2 separate regions of the Homo sapiens genome follow, and region 1 is linked to region 2. A link is a loop called in an ENCODE intact Hi-C map of the cell type or tissue named here. Cell type or tissue: IMR-90. All regions are shown on one strand. Each heading gives the region's core, and the rest is flanking DNA. Links, peaks and the distances in the headings are about the cores only. Region 1 has its middle 90 kb from the start of WDR26. Region 2 has its middle 37 kb from the start of CNIH3-AS2.

Evidence for each region. Hi-C counts contacts between places; a loop is a spot of excess contacts. Peaks named below come from ENCODE experiments on the same cell type or tissue, not always from the same donor. Only the 100,000 strongest peaks of a DNase experiment are listed, where the experiment ranks them.
Region 1: a loop joins it to region 2, with 2.0 times the contacts of the local background. A loop is called at or near these places in 3 of 110 quality-filtered maps.

What each region holds. Positions count from the first base shown.
Region 1 is chr1:224,519,724-224,529,434 of GRCh38, forward strand. It overlaps a transcript of CNIH3 not described here. Among named protein-coding and RNA genes, the nearest start is that of WDR26, 90 kb to the left of the region's middle. In IMR-90, for the core only: no CTCF peak of the experiment used is centred there; a DNase peak (open chromatin) is centred at 5,148.
Region 2 is chr1:224,574,551-224,584,261 of GRCh38, forward strand. It overlaps a transcript of CNIH3 not described here and the pseudogene AKR1B1P1. Among named protein-coding and RNA genes, the nearest start is that of CNIH3-AS2, 37 kb to the right of the region's middle. In IMR-90, for the core only: no CTCF peak of the experiment used is centred there; DNase peaks (open chromatin) are centred at 5,081 and 7,711.

The sequences.
Region 1 (9,711 bases), core at 1,040-9,039, 55 kb before region 2:
TGTGACATGTATAGTTTATATTATATATATTATTTAATATGTATCTCCTGTTGGTTCTGTTTCTTGGGAGAACTTTGACTAACACGGTAGCTACTAGCCACATGTGGCTATTGAGATGGAAATGAATTAAAATTAAATATAATTAAAATTGATTTTGTCAGTCACAGTAGACCACATTTCAAGTGCTTACTAGCCAATGTGGATAGTGACTACTCTGTTGGACAGTGCAGAATAGAATATTTCCATCACTGTAGAAAGTTCTATTGACTAGTGCTAGTTTAGAGTACCCAGAGGCCAAGGCTCTGTATCCAGTTGAAAAACAGCAAACCTTTCTCCCAGGGTGACTCAACAACAGCTGCATCTTTGCCACATCTCCCCTGGCACCATTTACTATTATTATTTTGTTCTCTGTTGCTCAAGGATTCACCATGGCTTGGAAATGAAGGAAACAATTTCTCTGCTTCTACACTTTGTGAAAGTACATAAAATTTTAGGACACCCTAAATTTATTATGCAGCACAACATCTCTCAAGCCTTACACAGAAAGGCTTGAGCACAACACATTAAGCCTTATATAGAAAGATGTTGAAATTCTGTAAAGCTTTCCTAAGCTTTGTCGATATAAGCGATCCCACACCTCTACACTTAAGAACACTGACTTCCATTCTTTGGAATCTGTGCTTCCCAAGCAGGCTCATCCTCAACATTTGCTCTTGAACAAACTCTCTTTAAAACAGATTCTGACCTTTTTATTATTTTAGGTGGACAACTAGTTCACATAGAGATATGTAAGAGTTAGATTGAACCACATGGAATTGCCTTTTTTGTAGATCAGAAAAAGCATTGAATTGAATATTGTCAGTTTCATAAGGTTCAGGCTAATACAAAGTGAAGTGAGAACAGTGATAGAGGTTCTGGGACAGGAAGTGCATGCATAGCTTGTGTTCCTTTTTCAGTCCCGAATTTGTGTACTGTGAGATGGGGATAATCCAGGTGGTTTCATCTTAAGGAAGGATGGCTGACTGAACTCCTGCTTATTCCTTGCCTGCCACAGCTGCATGAAGAGAGGCTCATGTGTGTTTATGGAGAATAGTTATGGGAGAGTTAGAGTATATACAGCTGTAAGAACCAGAAAGCCTGAAAACCAATGGCTTTATACATACTGCATTCTGAACAAGCATCCTGGAGGTGGTATTTCTGGATCTGGATCAGTAATTCCATGTCGTCAGGGCACTAACTTGGCATCTCTGCTTTTCTCTCCACCTTCCCCCTACAGTCCACAAGATGGCTGCTGTGGCTCCAGGCATCACGTCCACATGCAAATCCATCCAGAGGCAGGAACTGGGAATAGGCTTGGAGGTGGCCAGGACAGCAAGTGGGCTGTCTGTATAAACCTCCCCTCCACTTGGGAAGGAAAATCACCCCCCAAGTCGATTTTCTGTCCATCTTATTGATCAGAGAGCGTTATAAATTCACCCATTAAATAATCTGGACAAGGGGAGCGTGCATGTTGTCCTTGGTTTAGACTGGTTATGATTTATGCCCTGAAATTGGACATATTGCCAAGCAAGCGAAATTGAGATTCCATCAGCCAGGAAGAAGGGGTAAGGATGATGAATATTGGGTAGGCACATGATAGGGGTTGTCACAAGTTTTAAGATGCTTTCAATTAGTAAATAACTGTCAAGATTACCTTTTGTTTTCACCTGCCCAGTCTCCATTGTGCCTCCTTCAGAAACACACACTGGGTTTTCTTTGGGTGTGAAGGGGCCTCTGTGTCCATCATTCCAGTGTGAGCACATGATCTGAGCCCGGTCAGTGAGGTTTAATTTCAGGACTTTGGTTGGAACTCTTGGGAAAGACAAGTTCTCCCTGACCTGGGGTGTTTGAAAAGATAACATGCTAGCCTGGAATTGTTGGGGGCTATTTTACCTGCCTACCTACCTGAATGAATGAATGGTTGACTGAATTAAGCTGACACAAAGGGGTGGTAGAGGGATGAGGAGAGGAGAACAGAGGGATGGTGAGAAACTTGGTCCAAATGAAATTGCTTGAGACCGGTATGCAGCTGTGACAGATGATTCAGTTACATGACATAATAAATCTTTCCCTCATCCCCCACCTTATTTTTTTCTTTTGTATGTAAGTTAGTTTGAGTTGCAAAAGATTACTGACAGGAATGGTACCTAGCAATGGAGTGTTACAAGTAATAGACCCTAAAATGTGGATTGGCAAATTGCAGGTAGAATGGAAGGCAATAAAGTTCTCCTATCCCTGGCTAAGAAGTTGGCAGTCTTTGTTATGCTCCGATAAAGCATATTAAATTGTTGCCTGTTCTCCCTTAGGACTCACAGCATGTGCCATTGGAGATTGGATCATTAAAGTACTTGATAGAACTTGTCAGGCTGTGGAGTGTGTAGGCTACTTCCTGAAGTTCTTAGTGAGTTCCTATGAGAAAAAGACAAGCTTCTATCATCTGAAAGTTAAAAAAAAAGAAAAATGTGTCTTTGATAAAAGAAGTCCTTTCTCTTTTGGTAACTGAGAGCCAGACAACACTGTACTTTGCAGGGTTGGAAAAAATGAGTTCTCTGTTACATGATGAAACTCATTCCAGCAAAGACAGAGACACTGGAAACAGAATAGAAGATACTACTAAAATTGGGAAGGAGCTGGAGTCTGATTTTGACTCCTCCAGGACAGATGACAACCATCCTCGGGGTTATCAAAAGTTGTCACTGCAGAGTGAAAGCCCAAGCCACAGGTGGGAGAAGGTATTGCAGCGTGTCTAACTGGTAAAGTGCTCCTATCTGGAATACACAAACAACTCCAGCAAATAAATCAGTAAATCACAAAAGGACAGTCAGTTCAATAGAATAGTGAGAGGAAGAGATTGACAGGGCATTTCACAACAGATGACAATGAACAGGAAAAGTGCTCAGCCTCACCTGTCATCAGGGACATGCCTGGAAACAGCAAGGAGATCCCACTACACATTCTAGGAGAACAGCTAAAACCTAAAAAAACAACTGATCATATCAGTGTTAATGAATATGTGGAACTGTTGGAACCCTCATCCTCTGCTGGTGGGAGTATAAAGAGGCCCACATACTTTGGAAAACAGTGTGGCATTATCTATTAAAGGCAAATGTATGCATATCTTACTACAAAGCAATTCCACTCCTAGGTCTATGTGTGCGTATGTGTAAGAAAAAACACAAAAAATGTGCTGGCTTGGTGCCATGGCTCAAGCCCTTAAGCCCAGTGTTTTGGGGAACCTGAGGCAGGAGTATTGTTTGAGACCAGGAATTCGAGACCAGCCTGGGCAACATAGGAAGACTCCATCTCTACAAAAAATAAAAAATAAAATTAGATGAGCATGGTACTGTGTACTTGTAGTCCTAGCTACTTGGGAGGCTGAGGCAGAAGGATCGCTTGAGTGCAGGAGTTCAAGGTTATAGTGAGCTATGATTGGGCCACTGCACTCCAGCCTGGGTGACAGAGAGGGACCCTGTCTCAAAAAAAAAAAAAGTTCTTAGCAACATTGTTTATAATAGTCCCAAATTGAGAAAACCTAAATACCCATCAACAGCAGAGTGGGTAAATACGTTGTGGTGTAGTTTTGCAATGAACACTTTGTAAATACACAGAACAAACTATTGCTATGTGCAACAACATGAAATAATCTTGCAGATATAATTTTGAGTGAAAGAAGCTTGATATGATGAAATACCATAGAGTCTCATTTATGTAAGACTCAAGACCAGGCAAAATGAATATATGGTGTTAGAACTCAAGTGAATGGAGACCTTTGAGGACAGGGGAAAGGGTTGGTGATAGGAAGGGGAAAAGAGGGGCTTCTGAGGTCCTGGTTTTGTTCTATTTCTCAACCTGGCGATGGTTACACAGAGGTGCTTACTTTGTGATGATGTGTGTGGGCTGTAAGATGTGTGATCTCTGCACTTCTCTATATGTGTGTTACATGTCAATAAAAATGTTAAAAAGTCTCCTAATCATAGACTATGGAGGAAGAGATGGCTGTGAGAGTACAAATCAGTGATTCATTAAAATAATAATTATCCCTGAGCTGCAGGGCAAGAGGCACATTAGTAGGGCCTCCCCATTCCAGGCTGTAGTTTGAATTTCACTGATGCAGAGGTTAAAGTGGAGGCCATTAAGCTGAGAAGGAGGATGGAGCCCTGAGGCTGCTGCTAAGAAACAAAACTCCCAGGCCAGAGTCTAGATGAGGACACTGTCTCTTGCTTTGCCTAATGTCCCATGAAATGACCAGATGCAAATGGACTGAAAAAGTACTAAGTTATAAACTTCTTAGGGAATTGCTTTGCCAGAAAACTCCCAGCATGATTAAAAAGGGCCTCTGGTCAGCCCAAGGTAAACCCCTGCTCCCAAATCTGCACCATCTGGAAATGGGTCACTAAAGGATCCTCCCAGGGTCCCACCTCAGATGTGGAAATGGAGGACGACTGGCAAAGGGGACCCTCTCAGAGGGCAGAACCAGGGTTGTCAGATCGGCTGGTCAAGGACCTCAGTCCCCTGCTAGTGTGAGTCCTTGCTGTTCTTGTCCAACAGACCATGATGTACATAAAGGACTGGTGATCACAGTAGGCTGTTTCCCCTTCTCATTTCCAAATGGGAAATTCTGTTATATTCTGCTATTTTCTCTTCTGTCTTATATACTGAGTGTGTTGGGTTGGTTTACATTTATCCTTTAGCCTCTAGGGTATCAAACTATGAATTGCTATATACAGATCACCTTGATAGATATCTGTATGACCTTGAGATCTTGGTCTTGGAGCTGGGTGCAAAAACAGGGGCATAATTTTGGGTTGTCTATGACTGTAGAGGGAATGACTTAGTTTTTGAAAGTATGTAGTATAGTTGCATTGTGTTAGGTAGGGATATTACTGAAATTGAACAAATGCAAAGAAGGATGTGTATAGAAAATGAGAAGCCAAGGGGTGGGTTGTTGGGTGTATTTGTTATTTTTGCCTTCAAGTATCAATTTCTTCCTCTTATGATAATAGCTCCCTGATTTTCTTTTGGAGAAACAGTGTCTTCCCAACCGAGATTGTGTGGTTTATCCCTTTCCCTTGATCACAGTGGTTGATTCAGAGATAGGCAAGTGACTCAGACCAGGAGCCCAAGCGATGAGATCAGATTCCAGAACATTTGAGAATCTCCTGGGAGAGAAGAGTTCCCTTTGCACTGATGCTGTTAGACTATAGGATATAAATCTGTAGCGGTTGGGTGCTCTCTTGCCATTACATAGGAAGTATCCGCCTAAATGTAGCCATTCAAGATGAAAACAAAGCAGGAAAAAAAGAGAGACCAAGTTTGATGTTCTAATCTAAGCTCTCATGGCAATTACCCTCCTGTATGTTTTAGTTGCACGGACCCCACAAATCTCATATTTTGCTTGAGATCACATGAGTTGGGTTTCTGAAACTTTCAACTGAGAATCTTATAATTGCGACCAGCTATGGGAAATGCACAAACACTTCCGTGTGTTTTGCATATATTTGGTGTCATGCAACTTTTAACTAAATGAAAGGAGAGTGGCTTTTACTGAAATGCCTAAGTTGCAGGCATTAACCCAGTGGGGGAAGACCTAGTTGAGTATATTCTTTCATTTCCTTGCTTTGGCATCCAAGGCTTGGGAGCAGTCCATATCAGGAATTCATTGCTCAGGTCCGCATAGCTTGTTTTTCCCTCCTCCCAAGTGAAGAGCATCAGACCTTCCACAGTCAGGGTGTGTCCTTGTGAATTTCCAGCTGAGCCAGCTCACTGATGCATGGATGCCACAATGATGGCAGTATTTTCTGCTCTACACGCACATGTAACAGCAGTGTGTTCTACCCAGGAAATGGGGGGTGGAGGCAGTAGCTTTGTGGGCCATCACCCTTGGGCCTAGGATAGCATGGAATATAGCAAGATCTGTGGTGTTCAAGGGTCAGGGATGTGTATTAGATTCAGTCTGAGTCACAAGTAGGTGAAACAGTGAGATTAGGGAAGGATGGAATCCTGGGAGTACGAATGGAAGGAGCCAAAAGCTGAGGAGATGGGGGTATCAGAATAAGATCCAGGAAATACAGAATAAGAGTTAGAAACTGGCCAGGCAGAAGAGCCAGGAGACAGAGATGCTCTAAGGAGGCACTGGACAGGCCTGCCATACACTGGAGAATGGAGTTTGTGCTGCTTGAGGGTATGTTGAAGGGTTTGCCTGAGCTATGTGCTACCACTAAGGTATCACCATGCCTGGTGAGCTCTGCGGGGTTCTCTCTCATCCTCTGCTTCAGCTGGGCACTGTGTCACATGTATGTGCTCTGGATCAGAGACCAGAATGGGAGCACAGCAGATTCACTTAACTACAGTTACATTTGCTGGTTTTTTCTATTACAAATGTATGAATTTTATCCTCCTACAAAACTTCAAGTCAAAACTCCTCCTCAGCATCTGGCTAACCAGGCAAAAGTAGGTGCTTTCTAGGGTCTGAATGTTGGTGTCCCCCCAAATTCATATTTGAAACTGAATCCCCAATGTGATCGTATTAAGAAGTTAGGTCTTTTGGGAAGTGATTAAGCCACAAGGGCAAACTAATGAACCATGAATGGGATTAGTGCCCTCGTAAAAGACTGAAGGGAGCTTTTTTCCCCCTTTGTGCCATGTGAGGACACAGCAACAAATTACCATCTGTGAAGCAGAGAGCTCCCACCAGACACCGGAGCTGCTCGTGCCTGAGCTTGGACTTCATGCCTCTGGAATGGTGAGAAATAGATTTCTTTTTTGCGGGTGGGAGAGCAGATTCACTTTATTTATTTATTTATTTTTTGCAATGCAGCATGTATTTGGAGGGCTTTAGGTCTCAGTATTACAAATTATCTCCATTGAGAAATAAATTTTTGTTGTTTATAAGCTACCTAGTCTAAGGCATTTTGTTATAGCAGCCTGTATTCGGTCATTCTTTCATTGCTACAAAGAAACACCTGAGACTGGGTAATTTATAACAGGTTTAACTGGCCCATGGTTCTGCAGGCTGTACAGGAGGCATAGCGATGGCTTCTGCTTCCGGGGAGGCCTCTAGAAGCTTCCAATTATGGTGGAAGGCAAAGCGTGAGCCTACACATAACATGGTGAAAGAAGGAGCAAGAGAGAAGCGGAGAGGGGGCCACACACTTCTAAACAACCAGGTCTCATGAGAACTCACTCACTATCACGAGGAAGCACTAAGCCATTCATGAGGGCTCCAGCCCCATGACCCAATCACCTCCCATCAGGCCCGCCTCCAACATTGGGGATTATATTTCAACCTGAGATTTGGCGGGTACAAATATCCGACAATGTCACAGCCGAAACAGACTAAGACAGGGCTGAAAAAACTTGATGAGCGTGAGTGCTCACTGTGTGTATATGCAAAGTGTGTGGGGGACAGGTGCTTGGGGGGACATGAAGATGAACCCTGCACAGATCTTGCATACCAGGGGCTTGTACTGCTGAGGGAGGCATCACAGGGGCTCTAGCCTGCTGTCAATCCTGTGCCCTACTGACATTGTAAATAACCGCATTTATCACCCATCTGTTCAAGGAATTGTGTGAGCCACTAAGGTAATTTTTTAATTCCAGAAAGAGAGAAAATACTGTTTCTTACTGCAGGAAACTTTATTTTCTTCACTTCACAAAAGCACCAGTGAAACGGCTGTTGAATAAAATTGTGAACTTTGCCTGATGGGTGTCACTAAGGCAGCAGATCCTAAAACAGGGGCTGGCGTGTGCTCATATCAGGCTGTTTGATGAACACTTTGCTACCAGTTACTCCACTCTGTATTTATAGCACAACATGATTTTACTAAAACCCTACGATGGAATCTTATGCAGAATTTTATGCAAAGTAGTTTCTAAAAAGACTTTTAAAGTCATGGAAAATTGGCTTGGATACAATGTTAGGCAATAAAAACAGGACTCATATATAGAGTTTGTAAAAAAAAATATATTTGAGATGATGGATATCCTAATTACCCTGATCTAATCACTGTACATTAGATGCATCAAAACAATAGTATGTACCCAATAAATATATAATTATGTGTCAATTACAAATATAAAAGTATCAAAATTATATATGTGTATGCATATACATATATCTATATCTATACAATAATAATACTTCTTTTAAAGTATATCTGAATAGCTGGATCCGTATCTGTATATGTACACACACATAAGAGTTCAAGGAAAATCCTGGGCTGGGTGCAGTGGCTCATGCCTGTAATTCCAGCACTTTGGGAAGCTGAGGTAAGAGGATTGCTTGAGGCCAGGAGTTCAAGACCAGAGTGGGCAACATGGCAGGACCCCCATCTCTATAAAAAATACAAAAAATTAGCCAGGTCTGGTGGCACATGCCTGTAGTTTGAGCTACTTGGGAAGCTGAGGTGTAAGGATTGATTGAGCCTGGGAGGTCAAGGCTGCAGTATGCTATGATCATGTCACTGCACTCCAGCCTGGGTGACAGTGCAAGGCTCTGTCTCTAAAACAATAAAATAAAATTAACAAAATGCCTATTTTTTGAAATTTTATTTACTTATTTATTTATGTATTTTTAAGAGACAAGATCTTATTATATTGTACAGGTTGGAGTGCAGTGGTGTGATCATGGCTCACTGTAGCCTTAACCTCCTGAGCTCAAAGGATCCTGCTCCCTTAGCCACCTGAGTAGCTGGTACCATGGTGGGCATCACCACACCTAGAAAATTAAAAAAATTTTTTTAGAGAGTTGGGGGTCTCGCTTTGTTGCCCATGCTGGTCTTGAACTCCTGGCTTCAAGTGATCCACCTCAGCCTCCTGGAGTGCTGGGATTACAGGCATGAGCCACAGCAGCTGGCCAATGCCTGGTGCTAATAGTAGTTAACATTTAGGTCATAGAGTTACAGGCAATTTGGGTTTTCTTCCTTTGTATTTTCAAATTTTCTATAATGATTATGTGTTGTTTTTCTACATGATTATATTTTATGGTCACAATATAAAGACAAATTCATTTTTAAAAAGAATTACCTGAAACCTATGAACAATAATAATGTATTTGACAATGTCCCATGTGGAGCATATCACAAATATCCTACATTTTAGAGACTACCCAACTTGCGCGTGGTCATTTAGGAAGCTAATGGTGGGATTAAGAATTGAATTTGGAGAATGTTGAGGTTCTTTGCTGTCTTCCTGACAGCCCTTGCCCATGTGCTTATGGTAGGCAGACTGCTGGCATCACTGTTTCATGGACTGTGTACCATTTGGGGGAAGAGGAGATGGACACTGTGAGGGCGAGTCGGCTGGGGCAGCCTCCCCCAGGCAGCTCTCCCTGCTCCCACCGGAAATGGGAAAGCAGGGTGAGTCATAGGTCAGGTGGCCTCCTGCATCTTGATTTCCAGCTTGTTTAAGTTTGTAAGTTCAGAGCAGCTGTTCAGCTTTGTTCTTACTTTGTTTGTGTTACACTGGTATCCAGTGATCCATTGGCACAGAGACACAGTTTCTACTTTGATACAATCTGTGTCAGCCTGGCAGTTAATTTATTTAGCAGCATCTTAAATTTTTTTGTTTTTGCATAAAATCCAGCTCCTGCAGGATATTTATCAGCATCTTTGCAAGAGAGGATGAATTCAAAATAAAGTACAAGAGAAGAAACATTCAGGTATGAGCAGTGGA
Region 2 (9,711 bases), core at 931-8,930:
TACTGCCACATCGACTGTGCCCACGTGTACCAGAATGAGAATGACGTGGGGGTGGCCATTCGGGAGAAGCTCAGGGAGCAGGTGGTGAAGTGTGAGGAGCTCTTCATCACCAGCAAGCTGTGGTGAGCGTACCATGAGAAGGGCCTGGTGAAAGGAGCCTGCCAGAAGATGCTCATTGACCTGAAGCTGGACTACCTGGACCTCTACCTTATTCGCTGGCCAACCAGCTTCAAGCCTGGGAAGGAATTTTTCCCATTGGATGAGCCAGGTAATGGTAATGTGGTTCCCAGTAACAGTAACATTCTGGACACATGGGCGGGCATGGAAGAGCTGGTGGATGAAGGGCTGGTGAAAGCTATTGGCATCTCCAACTTCAACCATCTCCAGGTTGAGAGGATCTTAAACAAACCTGACTTAAAGTATAAGTAGGTGGTTAATCAGATTGAGTGCCACCCGTACCTCACTCAGGAGAAGTTAATCCAGTACTGCCAGTCCAAAGGCATCATGGTGACTGCCTACAGCTCCTTCAGCTCCCCCGACAGGCCCTGGGCCAAGCCTGAGGACCCTTCCCTCCTGGAAGATCCCAGGATCAAGGCGATCACAGCCAAACACAATAAAACTACAGCCCAGGTTCTGATCTGGTTCCCCATGCAGAGGAACTTGGTGGTGATCCCCAAGTCTGTGACACCAGAATGCATTGCTGAGAACTTTAAGGTCTTCAACTTTGAACTGAACAGCCAGGATATGACCACCTTATTCAGTTACAACAGAACTGGAGGGTCTGTGCCTTGGTGAGCTGTGCCTCCCACAAGGATTACCCCTTCCATGAAGAGTTTTGAAGCTGTGGATGCCTGCTTGTCCCCAAGTGACCTATACCGTGTTTTCTGTCTCATTTTTTTTTTTCCTTGCAAAGGTAGTATGGCCTGTGTCACTCAGCAGTGGGAGAGCAACCTATAGAGTGGCCAGCGAGGGTGTGTCTAGCTTGATGTTGGATCTGAAGAGCCCTGTCAATAGAGTAGCTTTGCTTTGCCCTTCTTTTTGCCCAGCTGGGGAAAGTACAACCTGAATACCCTTTTCTGACCAAAGAGAAGCAAAATCTACCAGGTCAAAATAGTGCCACTAACAGCTGAGTTTTGACTGCTTGGAAATGTCATCCTTTCAGCAAGACTTCTCTTTACCTCAAATAAATGTGCTTTTTGTGGAAAAAAAAAAACTCACTGAAGAAAAATTACGAAGATCTATAAATATGTAGCAAAGTAGAATAGCCTTTGTACTAATTTCAAATCATGTCTCTATCACTTACCAACTGGGCAACTTTGAGTAGTGTATATATCTTCACTGCTTTTCTCAGGTCATGTTTGGGTGCAACAATTAGATACTTACTCAAGCTAGTACATATAAAAGGGAACTTTATTAAAAAGATATGGATCTTACAGCATCCAAAGAGCAGATGAACAACTGCATCCATTCTTGGTAACATTTATGGGAAACTGAGACTTAGGTAAGTTAAGTCTCTTAACTACTAAACCTTATGGGAGAGGAAATCCATAAATGTACTGAGAACTGCTTAGGAATGAATCAATTATGTGTTTTGTACTTACATGAATCTACTATTTTTCTAATGTATGTAAATGCTACTCTGAGTAGACAAGTTCAAGTATATTTTAAAGTGTGGCTTTTATCATGTTCTTTCTCAGCCAAGAGACAGTCAATATACATGGGAGTATCCATAAACTTTTTACTTTAAAAATAGTTCCTTTTAAAAAAAGTTATATATGTACATAGTTTAAAGAGTCAAATAGTAAAAGCGAAGAGCTTGATGGGAGTCCCCCTTCCATTCCCAACTTTGCCCTCTATTTCCTGCCCTTCAGAAATACTTATAATTTTTTGGAATTTACCTACATATCTCTAAATAACATGCTTGTCTTGCTCTTTCTTGACTTTTTTGGTAGTAGGAATAATCTACTTATTTCCCACTAAGGAAGAGAGGGATTTAGTTTTCTTTATACATTTCACTTTCACATGTGGTTAGTTAACATTCAGTGTTTGCATTCTTATGACCTATGTAAATGCTATTCACAACTGAGCCGTGTAGTATACTATGATTATTATTTCTTTCCTGTAAAGCCTTTTGTTTTTTTCTGAAGGTAATATTTGCCTTTTCTAGAGCCCACATAGTGAAAGCAAGAGTAAGTAAGCAAGCAAACAAACAAACCCACAAAACTCAAAAACAAATCTAGAGACATCACACATTACCTGACTTCAAACTATACTACAAAACTATTGTTACTGAAACAACATGGTACTGGCATAAAAGTGGGTGTGTAGACCTATGGAACAGAAAAGAGAACCCAGAAATAAAGCCAAATACAGCCAACTGATCTTCAGCAAAGCAAACAAAAACATAAAGTGGGACAAAGGACACCCTAACAAATGGTGCTGGGATAATTGGCAAGCCACATGTAGAAGAATGAAGCTGGCTCCTCATCTCTTACCTTATATAAAAATCAACTTAAGATGGATAAAGACTTAAATCTAATACCTGAAGTCACAAAAATTCTATATGACAATATTGGAAAAACTCTTCTAGACATTGGCTTAGGCAAGGACTTCATGAACCCAAAAGCAAATGCAATGAAAACAAAGATAAATAGATGGGACCTAATTAAACGAGAAAGCTACTGCACAGCAAAAGAAATAATCAACAGAGTAAACAGACAACTCAGAGAATGGGAGAAAATATTCACAAACTGTGCATCTGAGAAAGGACTAATATCCAGAATCTACAAGGAACTCAAACAAATCAGCAAGAAAAAAACCAAATAATCCCATCAAAAAGTGGGCAAAGAACATGAATAGACAATTCTCAACAAATATATATATACTAATGCCCAACACGAAAAAATGCTCAACAACTGTAATTATCAGGGAAATGCAAATCAAAATCACAATGTGACACCAACTTACTCCTGCATTTGAATGGCCATGATTTAAAAATAAAAAAAAAATAACAGATATTGGCATGGATGTGGTGAAAGGAGAACACTTTTATACTGCTGGTGAGAATGTAAACTAGTACAACCACTATGGAAAACAGTATAGAGATTTTTTAAAGAACTGAAAGTATTGTAGAACTATTGTTTGATCCAGCAATCCCACTACTGGGTATCTACCCAGAGGAAAATAAGTCATTATATGAAAAAGACACTTGCACATGCAGGTTTATAGCAGCATAATTCACAATTGTAAAAATATGGAACCAGCCTAAATGCCCATCAACCAACAAATGGATAAAGAAAATGTGGTGTATACATATACCATGAAATACTATTTAGCCATAAAAAGGAACAAAATAATGGCATTCAAAACAATCTGGATGGAGTTGGAGACCATTATTCTAAGTGAAGTAACTCAGGAATGGAAAACCAAACATCCTATGTTCTCACTTATGAGCAGGAGCTTGCAGGGAAGGGTGGGAGGGAGGCAAAGGATAAAAAACTGCATATTGGGTACAGTGTACACTGCTCGGATGAAGGGTGGACCAAAATCTCAGAAATCACTACTAAAGAACTTTTCCATGCACCCAGACACCACCTCTTCCCCCAAAACTATTGAAATAAAAATTAAAAAAATAAAAACAACAATGACGACAACAAAAAGCTATTCCAACTGGTAAAATAAAAAGTTAAACATTCGCCTTTTCTGTTTGGTAGTTAGTTTTCTTTGTACTTACTACTAATTTATTTCCCTAACTTGCTCCCAAGATATAAATCTGCCTTCAGTACTTAAACACATTAGGTATTTCCAACAATTTCATCTTCTTGATGATTCCAGAACCTTCTGACTTGCTCCAGGCTGGGCTACTTATGCTCTATGCCTACTGCACAGCTGCCATCTTAAGGGTTTCCTTCACCATTATCCTAGAAATTCCCTTTGCCTTCCTTGTTTTTGATCCCCTGTATTCCGTATCCATTGTCTTTCTCTTTCTTAGTGAGTCTCTCATTTTGGTGACTGGTACTATTATTTGGTGTAGGTACTAGTACCTAGTATCTCCCTGATAAAGGTTGCATGAGAAGTGTTTTGAGATCTTATATACCTAAAAATGTCTTTATTCTGCCTACACACTCAATTACAGTTTGACTCTACAAAATTTTGGATTAGAAAACACTTTCTCTGCCTCATTATCTTCTAATTTCCAGTGTTGCTGCTAATTCAATGTCTTTCTGATTCTTTATACTTTTGTTGAAACTCCCTTCTCCGTCTTTCTCCTCTTTCTGAAAGCTTGTAGGATTTTCTCTTTGGTTGTCTAAAGTTTCACAGAGTATTTTTGTGTTTTCATCTGTTGTGCTGAGAGTTCAGAGGGCCCTTTCAATCTGGAAACTCATGTTTTCCATCCAGGGATATCTCAATTATTTCTTTGTCGATGTCTTGTTTTTCATGTAGAGAGTAGAGAACAACTCTATTGAAATTTTTTGTTCAGATGTTGGACCTCCTGAACTGATCATGTTTCTTTTTTCTTTTTTTTTTTTTCTTTCTGTTTTCTCTCTCTGCCTTTGGCTCTATTTCTGAGTGATTTCTTCCATTTTAACATCTTGCCCTTGAGATATTCATCTTGTCATCTTTTTTAATTTCTAAGAACGCCATTTTTGAGGTTCCTTTTTGTCTTTTCATAAGCTCTGTTTCCTCCAAGTTGTTGTTTTCTGTTTATTTATTTTGGCCTCTGTCTTTCATTGTAAAGGTTTTCCTCAAATGCCGCAATGAGTCTCAGCCCATTGTATTTGAGTGGTGTCTCCATAGAGTCCATTGGAAACTCTGAGCATGTTGGGTGTGACTTGTCAAATGTGGGTTTTACTAGGCTGGTCTGGCTGAAGAACTTCTTTGACAAATCTCTTTATGTCAGTATCTCTAGGTCATTTGTATTGGGATCTGATTCTGCAAGGAAGGCTCCTCCAGTGTTCCATCTAGATGGTAAAAGTCTGGCTGACAATGTCTAGGGACTGAGTGTACTATGGTTTAGATATTTGACCCCTGCAAACCTCATGCTGAAATTTGATCACCAGTGCTGGAGGTGGAGTCTAATGGGAGATGTTTGGGTCATGAGGGTGGATTCCTCAGGAAGGGATTGGTGTCGTCCTCATGGTAATGAGTGAGTTCTTGCTCTGTTAGTTCCTGAGAGAGCTGGTTGTTAAAAAGAGCCTGGAACTTTCCCCCCCTCTCTCTTTCTTCCTCTCTGGCCACATGAGCTTTGCACAGACCAGCTCCTGTTTGCCATTTGCCATGATTGGAGACAGCCTGAGGCTCTCACCAGATGCCCAGTGTTCCAGTCAGCAGAATTGTGTGTTAAATAAGCCTTTTCTTTTCTTTATACCCAGCCTTAGGTATTCCTTTCTAGCAACACAAACGGACAAAGACAGAGTGAACATAAGCCTGGGGTGGATGTTGGTGGGGAGTGTCTCGAAATCAGTCTGTAAATCTTCAACAGATTCCTTGCTCATGTTTTTAATATGTTATCCCTACCCTCAGCTGTGCCTAGAATCCTGACATTTTACCCCAATAAGAGAGTAAACATCTAGTCTTCAGCCAAGTGCTGAGGGAATGACGGGCTGGGGAGTATCTAACTATATCTTAAATAGACTTTGAGTCAGACCCCTTATATTTGGCCCCCACTTTCATCCATACTCCCAAAGGTACCTGGGCTGGTTTAGGATTCAGCCTTCTAAGTCAGTGATCAGCCACTCATCCATCTGCTTTCCAGTTTCCGTTACCATTGTAAACCAAAAAGTATCTGACACAAGCCTCCACCAATGTAGAGGTTTATTTTGCCAAGGTTGAAGACATGCCTGGGAAAAGGAGACATAAGCCACCGTAGGATCTGTAGCCTGTGCTTTTTCTGAAGAGGATTTCAAGGGCTTCAATATTTAAAGCGGAAAAGTGGGCAAAAGGGGAAAGGGCAAAGCGAAAAAAGGAGGTCGCATTCTTCTGAATCCACATGTTACACATGAAAAGGAGGGGTAGGCCAGTAATCCCAGCACTTTTGGGAGCCCAAGGTGGGTGGATCATGAGGTCAGGAGATCGAGACCATCCTGGCTAACATGGTGAAACCTTGTCTCTACTAAAAATACAAAAATTAGCCAGGCATGGTGGTGCATGCCTATAATCCCAGCTACTTGGGAGACTGAGGCAGGAGAATCGCTTGAACCAGGGAGTCGGAGGTTGCAGTGGCCACAGCCTGATGACAGAGCGAGACTCTGTCTCAAAAAAAAAAAAGAAAAGGAGGGGTAGAGGGAACAGTTAATTATGTATTCACCTTGTGTTTAATGAATCTGCACTTTACATAAGATAAACACAGAGTAGAGAAAGCAGTCAAATATGCATTCATCTTGGGGTAGATGAGGACAATTCTAGTCTCCTCTTTTCCCATACCATGAGGATAGGCTGTTAATTTACATTGTCAGGGTGAGGGAGGCCCCCAGTGGAAACATATGGCCTCTATCTGTGGCTCTCAGTTTAGGAACAAAAGAAAATGCAATTGTTTTCTTTGTTTTTTTGTAACTTGGCTTCCAAGCTTAATTTTTCCCTGTTGGCATAGTGAATTTGGGGTCCTGAAATTTTATTTTCCTTTCATACCATGTTGCTTTTGTCTTTGTCCTTTTCACTTTGTTCTGGGGATTTAGGCTTTACCCAAGTCTTTTTCCGGTTTTGATGGTTTTTTTGGAGAGATTGGAGGCTGAGTGTGTTTAGTCTTCCATCTTTAACCAGAACCCTGACATTTCTTGAAGTAAAAAAGGCATCATTACAGGGAAAAGACCGGAAATCATTGCTTAGTGATTCCTAATCAGTTCTCTTACTTTCTTCTACCCTTTTGAAAACCTTTTCCTTTCCTGTTTCTTTTTCACAGGTTTCTACTATGTCTTGATTAATCTGATTGTGTGTATTGACTAATTGAGTGGTACAAATAATAATCAGACACATGACAAATTTCTCCTTGCTCTTGAGAATACAATAAGAAGAGCCCAAAGCGTGTTGGATACCTCCTCACTGGCTCCCTTTAAGAGAAGTAAATTGTGCTTCTTTTGAAAACAGTGCTATTGCATATAGTTGGCATCATGAGAGAAAAAAAGAATTGTCATTCTTATGAGCCCATTATTTTGTTATTGATTGGTTGGCTTTTTAAAGGTGACAGGAATCATTTTTCTTTTCTCGGAAGATGATTTAAGGTCAAATTTAGCTCATCTCCTTTGCCAAGGATCTTTGGGGATAACATTTAAGTCACTTATAAACCTAGACTTTGAGAGACAGACTCTTCATACCTAAATTACAGGGGGATAAGGAGGACTGTGGGAAGCCTGGAGAGCAGGTAGCTGCAGCTGCACATCCTGGATGCCTTTTCACATCTCTGGAATCAGACTGAGTGTGCGTGAGGTTGTAACATTAAACATTTATCTGTACAGGTGATGGGGGTGGACATGCACAAAATAGGGAAAGAATCATGATAACAAAAATTGGACAGAGGGGGTGTGGGGAGGGCTGTGGAAGCTGGTTCCTCTTCCTGACAACCTTTGCCTTTTCTTTCATAATATTTACATACAATTCAGCTGTTTGGCTTTGACATGCTGAGGGCCTGGGGTTCCCTTCATCCTTTCTTTGTGCCTCCTCCAGCTGTTCCTGGGTTTATTTATTTCTTTTAACTGCTATTTATAGTCCATAGGTAGCCACAGATGGCCAGTTCTTAAAGTGTGTTGGTGTGTGAACAGAATTTTAGAGGTAAACATTTTCTTATTATGTGCAGAGACAGATGTGGCTGGGCTTTTCTTTTGTAGGGTTTGTCCATGACAAGTATGTTACATAAAGATAGAAAAGAACAGAGCACGGTTTTTTTTTTCCTCCCTAATGTAGCTACCAGTTAATTTTTAATCTAAAATAATGGTGATGGATTTTGAAGTGCCTGGGGCGGTAGCCTGTGTGCAATACACCTGGATCAATCACCGCAGAACTTCCTTCTTACGTGTACATGTAATGAAATGGAAGACACTTTATTCACCCAAATTCTTCTTGGAGAGAAGGAGTATGAGTTTGGAAGAAATATTTTGAGAAGCCTGTTGAAATCAGCGTGGGGGACTCCAAGTGGCATATTCAGGAATCAGAAGGTGTTCCAAATGCCTTCTAAAGAGGCTGAGACCTGCCATATGGAGGACTTTGTTTTTCTCAATACTAAGATGGTCAGGTCTATAAGTTCGGAGGTTTGGAGCTGCCATGTATCTAAATTGCTCTTAATAATAGAGGGGAAAAAGAATTTGCCTTTGTTGATTCACTTATCTGTTCATTATTTCAGACATCTTTGTTGAGTCCTTTCTCTCCATGGTACTCGGCCACATTGCCTGAGTGGATGTGTTGCTGGGGCACACAGCATGTGCTGGGAGTTTACAGAAGCTTCAGAATATACATGGGCCATCTTCCTGGGGCATTAGTGGACTCCATAAGTGGATTATGGAGATGCAACATTCATCTCCATTTGTAAAAACATTACATTTTAAAGAAGTTATTCTGGGTCCACTTGAGTCTGTGCTCTTAGATATTTCCTCCTCTTTCATAGTATGTACTTACTGTCCCCAGGCACATGCAAAGTGCTGTAAGATTTCACAGGATGGAGAGAACATCTGTGGCAGTGGACAGAGTCGTGAGTGACCACAGAAGGCTTTCTGGAGGCAGGACTTGAGGTGAGTTTCAAAGGACTAGGGGTGTGTATTAGGGAGCAATTGGTGAATGTGTGTTTGGGAGAGGGCCATGCCGGGTGAGGGAATGTCATGAATCCCAGCTCAATGGTGGAAATGTCAACCAGAGTGGACCAGTTTGGCCACACTATGTGAGAGTGAGGGATAAAATCTGAGTTGCATATGGGGATCAGCAGGTAAGAGACACCCATCAACTCTCCCGTTCATTATTAGAAATTTCTGATGATTTTGGACATCATCAAATAGATAGTTTAGGGAAGATAACAAGAGGATGGTAAGCTATGGTGGAGGGTGAGTTTAGACACCAAGTTGTTTGGTTTAGTGATTCCTAATCAGAGATGCACTTCAGACTTACCTGCAGAACATTTTAAACTAACAATGCTGGGGCTCCTACCATTGGAGACTCTGATTCAGTAGGTCTGTTGTAGAGCCTATGGAGTCTGTATGTGGAAGAGTTCTTCAGCCAATTTTGTTATATTCCCTGGCTAAAAATCCATGAAATAGAAGGTGATTGTAATGGCCTACTTTTAATGTAATGGAACTTGGATTTCTGGTGGTGGCAAAGGAAATGGATAAGAAGGGTTGAATTTGAAACACTTTGTAATACAAGAATAAGCAAGACATGAATTGATATTAGACCAGTCGCTGCTCCAATGTATGTGATGTTCTGGACCATACCCCACTTCCTGTCGTATTTTCCACATTAGCATAGCTAAGTTCTGCAACTCACTCACCACTGCATTAGCCTCACTTATAGCCCTTTCTTTGGAAATAATTTCACTGACAGCATAGTTCTTTGAGAACTTAGCGGACAACTTTTAAAAAGGATATTTTTGCACATCATTATTGCTGACACTATTATTATTCATGTTTTAAAAGCTATTTTATTATAAATCTCAGCTTGAGTTTTGTTCAATTCTGCTCTTTAAAAGAAAGTTACAATACACAGAACAAAGGCATTAGAAAAAAGAAATTTTCA